Linked DNA regions of Homo sapiens: region 2 is linked to region 1. The links are chromatin contacts, found by Hi-C or POLR2A ChIA-PET in ENCODE. All regions are on one chromosome and are shown on one strand. Each heading gives the region's core, a stretch centred on a gene start or an enhancer-like site at or near the end of the contact. The rest is flanking DNA. Distances are from core to core; before and after follow the strand shown. Region 1 holds the start of WNT1 (Wnt family member 1). Region 2 holds the start of KMT2D (lysine methyltransferase 2D).

Region 1 (5,778 bases), core at 2,948-5,447:
AGCCGCTGATAGGGGAGGCCAGACCCGGGGAACCCAAATTATAGGCCCAGGAGGGATGGATGCGCCCGTGGCGGTGAGCTCAGCTGCGCTGCCCACCCTCCGCTTAATGCGCCTTCTGCTGCAGCACCGTAGGCCACCACCTGGAGGCACCAAAGGGTCTGCGGGCCGACTGCATACTGGACTCTCAGGAAGGCCCCACTTTCAGCAGTCCACTCCAACAAATCCATGGGATTACCTTAGACAGAATTTTGCCCCCTTCTGTACTCAGGCCTAATGGATGGGCTGTGCCTTCCCAGCCCAAGGGGGCAGTGCTGCCTGCGGGTGCTTCAAAGGAGGGTAGGCTCCTCTGCCCACAAACTCTAAACCCTGGAGCCCTGCTTCCTCCCCAGATCCCAAAGTCAAGGCAAAGCCCCTCTCCCCTCTAACATCTCACCTCTAACCCTATTCCAGGGGGGTGGTTTGCTACTGATTTTCAACTTCAAGCCTTTAAAGTCATCCACGGTCAAAACTGATACAGAGAAAAATGAAGCAGGGTAAAGGAGATTAGTAGTGGGATTCTATTTTATAAAGGGGGAGGGAAAACAAACTGAAGGAACAAATACATGGAGAGATCTGAGGAAGAGCATTTTAGAAGACAGAAAAGCAGGTGCACAGACCCTTAGAAAGGAGCATGCTTGGTTCAAAGGATTAGAAAAGAGGCCAGTGAGGCTAGTGGGGAGAAATTCGCAAGGAAGAGAGTGGTAGGCAATGAAGCTGGAGGGCTAGGAAGGAGGCCCCTTTACTTTGAGTGACATGGGGTCTCGCTGGAAAATTTTGAGCAGAGAAATGAACTAATCAGACTTCTGTTTTAGGAAAGATGGCTCTGGGCTGGGCGCAGTGGCTCATGCCTGTAATCCCAGTACTTTGGGAGGCCGACGTGGGCAGATCACGAGGTCAGGAGTTCGAGACCAGCCTGGCCAACATGGTGAAACCCCACCTCTACTAAAAATACAAAAATTAGGTGGGAGTGTTGGTGGGCGCCTGTAATCCCAGCTACTCGGTACGCTGAGGCAGGAGAATCGCTTGAAACCGGAAGGTGGAGGTTACAGTGAGCCGAGATCATACCACTGCACTCCAGTCTGCACAACAAGAGCAAAACTCCGTCTCAAAAAAAAAAAAAAAGAAAGAAAGAAAGAAAGAAATTGGCTCTAGTAATTAAATCAACCCTTTTGATTTTTGCAGTAAAATGGAGCACTGAAATGGAGCAATCTTGGGCAGTAATGTGGGGTCTAATGAAGTTTTTGGGTTTTTCAGATGGGTACTATTGCAGCATGTCTGCATGCTTATGTGTATGTTCCAGGAGAGAGATAAGTGGATGATGCAGGAAAGAAAGAGGGGACAGTTGATATCATGATTATTTGATCTAAATAGAAAGTTGGGTGCTTGTTTTGGCAGCACATATACTAAAATTGGAATGATATAGAGATTAGCATGGCCCCTGCACAAGGATGACATGCAAATTTGTGAAGCATTTCATATTTTGAAAAAGAAATGTCAGCCAGGTCATAAACAGTGTGACCCAGATCTAGGGGCCTTACCCTCTTGCCCCCTACTCCTGGTGTGTGGAATGTTGGAACAAAGCACAGTGGCTCCTTTCCTCTCTTCCCACCTCTGCTTGACAACAGTCGTCAAAGACAGGGCTTCCATATTTTCCAGCCAGCCTCCCACCCTCACGGTGTTGTATCAATCCACCAGGCCAAAAGATGTGACCCAGGCCCCAGTGGGAAGAAACTCATAAGGGATAAAGGACAGGCTCCCCGTGATACATTGTCCATTTACTTGAGCTATCTATGCTGGGTGCTCTCTGCAGGGACTACTGGCTTTTGGATCTACGGAGGGTGCTGGACCACTACACCTTTTCCCTCTGGGGTGGATCCTTGGAAGGGCCAGATATACTAGGCTGGGCAAAAGGGAAGAAAAAAGGGAAAGAAGGACATTTCTTTCTAAAATAACTTCCATCAGGCTTCATTTGGGTTAATATGCATCTCATTTAAAACACAAGTGCCCGGGAATATTAATGAAACTTACCTGGCATTTATTCCTTAGAGTGATTTCCCTGCCTTAGAAGGGAATCCTAGTCATTTCTGGGACTTGAGACTTTAGGTTCAGGCCTGGGGAAATTTCTCAGTCAGAAGGCATCCTAAAAGACAAGGGAGATGAAAAAAATGAGAGCTAGAACTCAAAAGGGAGGCAGAAAGGCCCAAAAAATTATTTTTACCCATCAATTTTGAGAAGGGTTCCCAGCCTGTAATTGCTGCACACTGGCAAGCAGCTGGTAAGGTCGAAAGAGCATGGGCTTTGAGTCAAATTGGTCTGGGTTTTAATCTGGCTCTACCATTGATTCATTTATTAGACGTGGACCTTGGACAAGTGCCTGATCTATTTTTAATTCTGCAAAATGGGGAGAGAGAAGAGATCTTCCCTCCTTCCAGGGGCCATGTGTGTGGTGGTGGGGCATGATAACCAGGCTGGCAGTGCCCCCTATTCCCCATATAGGGAAAAGCAGCCACTTTTTTTTTTTTTTTCAGATGAAGTCTTGCTCTGTAGCCCAGACTGGAGTGCAATGGCGTGATCTCGGCTCACTGCAATCTCCACCTCCCGGGTTCAAGCCATTCTCCTGCCTCAGCCTCCTGAGTAGCTGGGACTACAGGTGTGCGCCACCACACTCAGCTAATTTTTGTATTTTTATTAGAGATGGGATTCCACTATGTTGGCCAGGATGGTCTCGATCTCCTGACCTCATGATCCACCTGCCTCGGCCTCCCAAAGTGCGGGGATTATAGGCATGAGCCACCGCGCCCAGCCTGTCACTTCTTCAATAGGAGGCCTAAATGGCCTTGAAGCTGAGTAGGAGTCCCTGGGAGAGAAGAGAAAAGTGTACAATGGATGAGATGGTCACAGGCACTCTGGGTATCCCAGTGTGGTGGGAACTAGAGCTTTAGGGAAAGACAGAAACTTGGCAGAAACATCCAAAGAGAAGCAAACACATGGAGGCACAAGTTTCCTCATCTAGGTTCAATGTAGCCAGCAACCCTTGTCTTCCCAGTCCTCTCCATCACCATACATACAGTGGACATCCGCACCATTTCCCATCCTTTCTGAGCCTAGGCCTCAGAGACTTAGCCACTCCAGGCTGGGTTCACCTCAATACCATCTTGGTTGTAGGCTCGGCTCTCTCCCCCAATGACATGCACTGGTTGACACATACCACAGTGTGACACGCCATAGGATGCCACGAGGTACAAAGGGCAACAGAATGACGCATACACACATATTTAATCTTCCCATGCACATGCTCATCCACCCACTCCACACACAGTCCAGACACTCTGCATCCCTCAATCATGCTTCTGAGTCTCCTGTCGACAGTTGCCACCTCCTTCCTGACACACTGCCCCAGGCGGTGACTGTGACAAGGTGACTCCATGACCTTTTCTGACTTGAGCTAAATTCCAAAATTCTTTGGAAAGTTTCCTAACATCCTTCGTCAGAACAAGGAGTTTCTGCACGTACCAACACACAGGAGGATGCACCCTCAGAACACAGCACATTCTCACTCCCACCCATATTCACGTTGTTCCACTTCACACACACACACACACACACACACACACACAGCCACTTGTGCGCTTCTTCTGGCGCACATGAGCAAACTGCCTGTTGCTTTAGGTTTCTCTCCACCGCTAGGCTCCTTTTGGTTAGCTCACCCCCACAACTCATCCCCGGGATTTCCCTGACCACAGCCGCACTCACGCCCCCGTCTCCCCTTTTTCCTTCTCTGTCCAGCCATCGGGGGTTCCTGGGCGGTTAAGCATCTCCCCGGAGTCGCTGCCCAGAACCACAGCTTTCCTTCCGACACTCAGGATGGGGGAGAGAGGGGACGTCGGAGGGGCCCGGGGTGACGTCGAGGGGACAACCCCACCGCGGGCGGCGAGGCGGGCTGGGCCCCTGGCGGGCTCTCCCCGCAGCACACTCTCGCCGCGCCCCCTGGCGGATGCTAGTCCTCGACGGGCTCCGGACGCTCAGCTGAGTGAGGCGGGCGCGCGTGGGAGGGTGTCCCAAGGGGAGGGGTCCGCGGCCAGTGCAGGCCCGGAGGCGGGGGCCACCGGGCAGGGGGCGGGGGTGAGCCCCGACGGCCAACCCGTCAGCTCTCGGCTCAGACGGGCGGGAACCACAGCCCCGCTCGCTGCCCATTGTCTGCGCCCCTAACCGGTGCGCCCTGGTGCCACAGTGCGGCCCGGAGGGGCAGCCTCCTCCCGTCACTTCAGCCAGCGCCGCAACTATAAGAGGCGGTGCCGCCCGCCGTGGCCGCCTCAGCCCACCAGCCGGGACCGCGAGCCATGCTGTCCGCCGCCCGCCCCCAGGGTTGTTAAAGCCAGACTGCGAACTCTCGCCACTGCCGCCACCGCCGCGTCCCGTCCCACCGTCGCGGGCAACAACCAAAGTCGCCGCAACTGCAGCACAGAGCGGGCAAAGCCAGGCAGGCCATGGGGCTCTGGGCGCTGTTGCCTGGCTGGGTTTCTGCTACGCTGCTGCTGGCGCTGGCCGCTCTGCCCGCAGCCCTGGCTGCCAACAGCAGTGGCCGATGGTGGTAAGTGAGCTGGTGCGGGGTCGCCACTTGTCCCGCGGCACAGAGCCAGGGGCCAACCCTACCCAGCTCCCACGCTCTGGGATCCGTCTGCCGACAGGCTCCCTCCCCGCTCTGACTTCCCTCCGCGACACCGAAGGGCGATCTGGCATGAAACTGCCCCAGACTCCAGCTCTGTACAAGTGGGGCGAATGATCCGCCCGCGGAGGCCTAAGATACCCCAGGCAGGGAGCCCACTCTCATCTAGCACCGCCCTTCCCCTTTGAGCGCCAACTCCAGCCTCACGGCGGTGGCTCACCACAGGTTTCCCCACCTCGGGAAGTGAAGGGCCAGGAGTTCGCCTAGAAAGGAGGGGAGAAGAGGGTGGGACTCCTAAGCATTTCACGCCTTGGGTGGGCAAGAACTGCAGGCCATGATTATCTCGCTCAGGCTGACCGGAAGAGGCTCGGAGATCCAAGGTAGACACTCGGTCTCCGGGTACCTCCTCTGTCCAGTCTCCGGACCTAGGGCTCAGGCGAGCAGCCCTGGGACTACTGGGCACACACAAGTCTGGACGCCCAGTTCTTTCAAATTAGTGAGCCTGGGAGAGCGGGTATTATTAATCTCCCGCCATTCTCTCCAGCCACATACCCCCAGGAAGAGGACCGGGTGGCACAGTTTTTATGGTTAGGGTGCGGATCCCCTTCCTGAGCCTGAGCTATCATACGTCCCACCAGGGGTATTGTGAACGTAGCCTCCTCCACGAACCTGCTTACAGACTCCAAGAGTCTGCAACTGGTACTCGAGCCCAGTCTGCAGCTGTTGAGCCGCAAACAGCGGCGTCTGATACGCCAAAATCCGGGGATCCTGCACAGCGTGAGTGGGGGGCTGCAGAGTGCCGTGCGCGAGTGCAAGTGGCAGTTCCGGAATCGCCGCTGGAACTGTCCCACTGCTCCAGGGCCCCACCTCTTCGGCAAGATCGTCAACCGAGGTGGGTGCCCAGGAAGGCGACGCTTCCGGGAGCAGGGGAAACGCGGGGTCACCCCCAGGGCATGGGCGGGCGAGTTCAGAGAAGGTGTCCCAGGCGCCTGGAGGGTCACACAATCAACCTTGCCAAGTGCCTCGTGCCCAGCGCCAGCTCGGGGCCAGACTTCTACCAGGCGTTTTCCAGC
Region 2 (6,303 bases), core at 3,091-5,590, 82 kb after region 1:
GAAAAAAAAAAGAACAATAATTACAGACACGAAGAATAGGAAAGGGATTCTATAGAAGGAGGGAGAAAGTGGTAAGTGTTAGCAGCTTGTAGTGGGAAATGTAGACCCTTTCTCTTAATCAGAGAAGGTATACAGTGTTCCTAGAGAAAGTGGTGGTGAGGTGGGGGAAATCCCTAAAACAGAACTCAAACAATAAAAGTTTGAGAAATTCATCTCTCGCCTTTTCCACTCTTCTTGACTAACCAGAGTGACCACACCACCCTTAGCAAGGACAGCCCGTCCTCCCAAACTGGAAGGCAAATACCCCAGTCAGCCACTTACGGTTGAATGACTGGGACAGATGAGACAGGGGGAACCCTCAAAGGTGCCCCAAATCAGTAAATCAATTCCCTAAGAACTACAATATCACTCTTCCTGCCCTGAACTCACCCTTTATTTCCAGATAGTGGCTATGCCCCTCTGGAGACATGTCACAGGAAAGAAACTTCCTTTTTCCCCTAACACTCTCAGAACTCACTGGATAAAGTAAAGCATCACCTGATACACATCATCTCCATTCCCAAGCCATCTTTCCCAAACCTGCCACACAACCACATTCGAAAGGAAAGCAGGGTGGGTCATCTGGCCGGCTCGTACAAAAGCTGCTCCAGAACTTCAAGGAGTCCTTAGAAGCTACCATGGGAAGTGGGAGGTGGAGATGAGGGCAGCAGCCAGGCCCCTCTTCCATTCAGTCATTCAAGGCCTGGCCACACCCGGAAGGTCCAAGGGGCCCTTAAAGTTTTCTAATTCTTTGCATCTTACTATATCTTACCACTACATACCCCTAAAGATCCTCTACCCGCTCTGGTCTCAAAGTTGAGGCCAAAAGAGTCACAAACATCAAGAAGTAAAAGGCAACAATGATAATACAGTGGGTAGGAGGAGGGCTGCCTCACACAAGGCCAGAGGGGCAAATTCCTCAGCCCTCCCCCGAGCTCAGCCCTCTCAGGCTGGTAAGGCTGGTACTGCTCAAGAAGGTACAGAAACCACCTTCATCTGGCCTTGAGAGAGTACTAACATCCTCCAAAGCCAGAGCCCATTCATGGGGCCATGGAAGATGAGAGATTAAGAAGCAAAGAGAAGAATGTCATACAACTTGTACCAAAAATAATCTAGGGGGCACCTCCAAAAAGCCTGAGCCCTCAGTCCCTATTTCCCCATCCCTGCAGTCCAGCACAGGGATCCCAATGCTGATTCCCAGTTAATAGGCCCCTGAACATATCTAAACAAAGACCCCAGGTTCCCCAGTCCCATCATTCACAGCCAGTAAACTGACACACATACACACCAAGGATTTTTTCCCTGGATCTAAACTGGGGTAGTGTCTCACCAGGCTTTCTCCACAGAACTAGAGATCCCAGACAGTAGGTACAGATCTAGGGAGTAAAACTGTGCTGGCACCCCCTCAGTCCTATACCTAAGAGGTCCAAAACAGCAAAGAAAAGGACAGGGATTTATCTCAACCCACTCTCCTTCCTGCCTCCCTCCCAGACCAACAGCTTTCACTCCATTTTCCCAGACAAGGGGGAAATGGACGCTTGGAGAAGTGTAAGGCTGAAGCAGGCCCTTGAGTGAACAGCTCTTCAGGAGGACTCAGGACTTCCTGGTTCCCAGCCTGGACTCAAACCACACCTCTTCCCACCCCCATTTTGGGTCACCCCTCCGAGATGGATCCAAATGGAACACTGGCCCTGCAGACCCTCTGAACTGTGTCCCTGGCTCATCCTGAGAGCAGGCACAGCTAACAGGGTGCAGTCCTACATAAGGAAGTTGTTTCGGGACAAACGGGAGGGACTCTCCATAGAATGCCGGAGTGGAGAGCAGGATTGACAGCTCACCTCACTCCACTACCCCTGTGCCACCTCTCACCTTTCAGAAATCTTTAAAAGGCAAAACCCCTATTTTCTCCTTTCCAAAACCAGACTCAAAGAAATCTAGTATATGTATGTTGGAGCAGATAAGAGTGAGGGAGCAAAATGCACCAGCCAAATCCCTGCTGGGTAGCATGACAGGTGTGAGAGGGGCAGTCCCAGCCCAAGCAAGGCCCACAGGATTGAGGCTCAAGCTGCAGGCACATACACACCCTTTCTCCCCAATACCTTCTGCCAGGGGTGGAATCACTGGTTTCCAGGAGAAAAGAGCTCTGATCAAGCAATTTCTCCTCCAGAGAGACACAGGCCACCCCATTCTGCACAGTTGGTACAGGATCAGAAAACCAGTTAACAATCCCTGGTCAAAAAAGGGTTGGAGAGGTCTGGGAGGGGCTTGCAGGACTGGCCAGGGACTCATGGGCAGCCAGCTCTCCATACCAGGCCGGGAGAAGGCAAAAGACAAAAGCCATTTTTTGCAGCCTACATTCGCAGGGAGCAAATCTCAACGGCCTCCTCTATAATCCTCTGGAGATTAGATCCATCCCAAGAGGAGGGGAGGCAAAGCAGGCTAAGACAGCACTCGGCCTCACTGGGGTCACTTTGCCAGGCAGGGGCAGTTTAAAGTTGAACAGCAGGGCCAGAACTGCCCCAGCCCCGCCTCCTTCTTGCCCCAGCTACCCCCTTCATCACAACTAGTCAGTTTCCACACACTCTCCCTTTGCCCAGTGAAAGAAGGCCTGGTGAAGGATCTGGGGTTCCTTGAGTTTTCCAGGGACTGCTTTGGGTGCCCAACTCGGTAGGAACAACCTTAAAGTCCAACTGGCATAAGTCTGACCTGGCAGTGACACCCTCCCCCACCATCCCAAGTTGCTCTGTCCCAAGGCCCACAAGGAACCCTGAGGGGAGAAGCAGCAGCCTGGGATTGGTGCTGGCATCAGGGCCCGGGTCCTAGTTTAGTCGAGCTCCCCCAACACAAAAATAAACAGGCAGAGAGGCTATCTGGCCAGGTTCCCAAACTCCCGTGGTTCCCTGAACCCCCAGTCTTTAAAGAGGCACACCCCAAGACACCAGGCCTCAGTTCTGCCCTGGTGACTGGCTCAGGTTCCCTTGACAGACCCTGCCAAAGGAACGCTCCCCAGCTCTGGCACCCCCTTCTCCAACCTAAAGGCCAGCTCCGGCTAAGATAGTCCATCTGGCTGTGCCCCCAGTCCAACCCTTTCTGGGCCCTGGCCGGGCGGACTTCACTCACCTCTTCACAGGGCGATCCAGAAATCCTCATCCGAGAACATGGCCAGAGCCCGGGCCGCTCCCCGACCTCCAACCGCCAGAGCGATCACAGCCGCCCCCCGCACGGGGGGGCTTAGGGGGGCCAAGAACGGTAAATCCAGGTCGGAGTGGCCACCCTCCCCCCACAAAAAAACAGCAAGAAGCCAAAGAGGGGTTCTCTGCCTCAGGTTCCAGCAGTTTAGGTTTCCATGGACAGCCCCAGGGCGGCGAATCCCGAGCGGACACAAAGAGAGCACCGGTGGCTTTGATCTTGGGCGAGCAGGCTCCGCATCCGCGTCGCCGGGCGGCCTCTCAGTCCTAGGGCCCGGCCAGCGCCCCGGCCGCCCGCGCCGGGCTCGGGCGGAACGTCGAGGCTCTCCAGATGGAACGTCGAGGCGCCTCCCCAGCAGCCCGGAAGGAATGCCGCGCCGCCCCGCGCCTGGCCCGGATGGAACGTGAGACCCTCGCAGGAGCGCCGAGCCCCTCTCCCCGCCCCGGCCGGCGCCCGGGGCCGCGCGAGCTACGGCGACGCGGGGCCGGCGGGGCCGCGGGGCTGAACCTGACACACACCCAGCGCCGGGCTTCTCGACCCCGAGCGCTCACCCTCGGCGGCTTCGAGCCCCCCACCTTCTGCTCCCCCCGGGGAAGGGAGGAGGCTAGGTAGGCGAGGAAAAGGAAGGGGCGGGCGGTGCGAGCCCTCTGCCCGCTCCCCTCCGGCCGCTCCAGGCCCTGCGCTCGCCTCCCTTCCCCTCTGGCCTCGGGAGCTGCCCCGCCCCCGGCCTGGCCGGCTCTGGTCGGTGGCACCCCCTCGACCCCCGGCTGACTGTGATCGCAGGCGGCCTAGAGGTGCATGGCCCAACCCCGGCTCCCGGCACCGGGGGGTCAGGAAACTGAGCGGAAAGTGGGGAACGAGGCAGCCATTTGCAACCGGAGAGGAAAGTAGTGCAGCGCGGCGCCGCTCCGCCTCCCCCCCTCCGCCTCCTGTTCGGCCGGTAGGGTGGTTCCTGCGAAGGGGCTATTTCCTGGCCCAAGAGCTGGGCAGCGGTCGTGAAGATTCGTGAAGCCTTCGGCGCTAGATCCGGGGGGGCCTTTTGCCCGGGGCACCCCACTCGAGAGGGGGAGAAAGGAGAAGAGGCGGCCCTATTTTGTGTTGGAGCGGAGCGGCGGAGGGATCCCGCCCTCTCGGAGGAAAGGCTGTGACTCTGCAGTTCTACGCACACGCTGCGGGATCCTTCCGCTCCGGGTTAACCCCGACCGCGCCGGGCCGGCAGCAGGGCAGACACGTGGGAACGAAGCCCCCCTCCTCTCCGCCGCGGCCCTGGAGCCGCCTCATTTACCGCCCAGGCCGCGAAACTAGGACTCTGGCCGCTGTCTAATTCCATACCCTTGCAGTCGTTGGTCCCTGAAGTTCCAACTGCCCCTTGCTTTGGCCAGGGGCAGTCTTTCCCGGGAGGGGGATGGAAGAAGAGCCAGGAGATTGGCCGCTGCTCAGCATCCTGGGAACTGGAGTCCGCAAATGGAGAAAGTGAGGTACGGCGCCTGGCGCTGCAGAGGGTGGACTCTTGCCACGTTTGGGGACCCGAAGAAAACTGGACGAGTCCCTAGTCGTTCCTCCTGACTCCCAGTCCCCCGTGTGAGGAAGGACTGTCGGTGCCCACACAGTCACTATACACACCTCCCCATCGAAACATAAAGGTAGAGCCTCCCTTTTCAGGGTGCCCCCACTCCCACCTCCAGTCCTTCCAGATATTCAGTACCCGTGTCCCTTTTTTAGTAAACTGAGGTAGCCTCGCTGCTACCTGGCCGGAGTACTGTCCTGGACAAGATCGCAAAACATACTCTTTGCAGGCACCACCCCCCCACCATAAGTCTGGATGAGAAAACATTGGAATGCCTCTTCTGCATCAACGCACACATGGGGTGGACAAAAGGAGACAAATTAACTATGTCCAGATACTTTATATATTCTTAGTTATTCCTCGCCTTCATTATGAGTTACATGGAATTATCTCCATATTACAGATGAAGATTAAGGCTACAATAGGTAAAATTGCCCACAGAACTACATCTAGTGAGAAGTTGAGCCATTATTCAAACCAAAGGCCACGTTTTTCCTAGGATTACAAATAATTATACTACGTTTTTTTAAAAGAAGATGTGGAGAAAGAGGCAGGCAGATTCGATCCAATGCCAGCTTTGTGAGGAAAGGGTTTACGATGCTGTCCAAGAGAACTTTTTTTATTTTTTGAGACAGAGTCTCGCACTGTCGTCCGGGTTGGAGTTCAGTGGTGCGATCTCGGCTCACTGCAACCTCCGCCTCCCTGGTTCACGCGATTCTCCTGCCTCAGCCTCCCTAGTAGCCGGGATTACAGGCGCACACCACCAGACCCGGCTACTTTTTTGTATTTTTAGTAGAGACAGGGTTTCACTATGTTGGCCAGCCTGGTCTCGAACTCCTGACCTCGTGATCCGCTCGCCCTGGTCTCCCAAAGTACTGGGATTACAGGCATGCGCCACCGCGCCCGGTCCCAACAGAACTTTTCTACAGTGATGGAAATGGACTAAATCTACACTATCTAATATGGTAGCCATCAACCACATGCAGCTCTCGAGCACTTTGAAATGCAGGTGGTACAAGTAAGGAACTTTTTATTTTAATGAAATTAAATAGCCACATGTGAGGTGATGCTTTTATATTAGACAGTGCAGGAGACCTTAATCCCTACTGGTAAGAGTAATAGGAGGGATCAGGACTAGGTTTGTCCTCTTCCAGCCACACATTGGCATCATGTTTTCTGCACTGACCATTCACACATATTTGAGCAAAAAAAACTCCAGCAGTGATCCCACACTTGTTTTAATTACAATAGAATAAGTTAACCAAGAAACAAGTTGGAAAATGGAAGGCCCCTCCCAGGTTTGCACCCAGAGGCAGGGAGAGGTAGACCCTCACCAGAAAGACCTCCAGTAATAACACAGATAGCCACCTACTATTTTGGTTTTTTTTTTTTTTTTTTTGAGATGGAGTTTCGCTCTTGTCGCCCAGGGTGGAGTGAAATGGCGCGATCTCGGCTCACTGCAACCTCCGCCTCCCAGGTTCAAGCGATTATCCTGCCTCAGCCTCCCT

What was found. Hi-C counts contacts between places; a loop is a spot of excess contacts on that map. ChIA-PET counts read pairs that join two places held with the same protein, here RNA polymerase II (POLR2A). Pooled maps may share reads with other maps.
Region 2: a pooled map shows a loop between it and region 1 (2.1-fold over the local background). The contact joins the promoter of KMT2D here to the promoter of WNT1 in region 1. A Hi-C loop is called at or near these places in 6 of 50 pooled maps. POLR2A ChIA-PET finds 5 or more read pairs at or near these places in 5 of 52 experiments (A549, AG04450, CD4-positive, alpha-beta memory T cell and 2 more).

Annotation. Positions count from the first base shown.
Region 1 is chr12:48,974,125-48,979,902 of GRCh38, forward strand. WNT1 (Wnt family member 1) reads left to right here and starts at 4,198. Exons shown (of 4, transcript NM_005430.4): 1 at 4,198-4,630; 2 at 5,344-5,597. The coding sequence starts at 4,527. It also overlaps the pseudogene RNU6-940P. RefSeq lists a silencer at 3,883-4,252 and enhancers at 5,136-5,735, 5,736-5,778.
Region 2 is chr12:49,056,454-49,062,756 of GRCh38, forward strand. KMT2D (lysine methyltransferase 2D) reads right to left here and starts at 4,341. Exons shown (of 55, transcript NM_003482.4): 1 at 3,160-4,341. RefSeq lists silencers at 3,033-3,327, 3,489-4,108 and an enhancer at 4,159-4,408.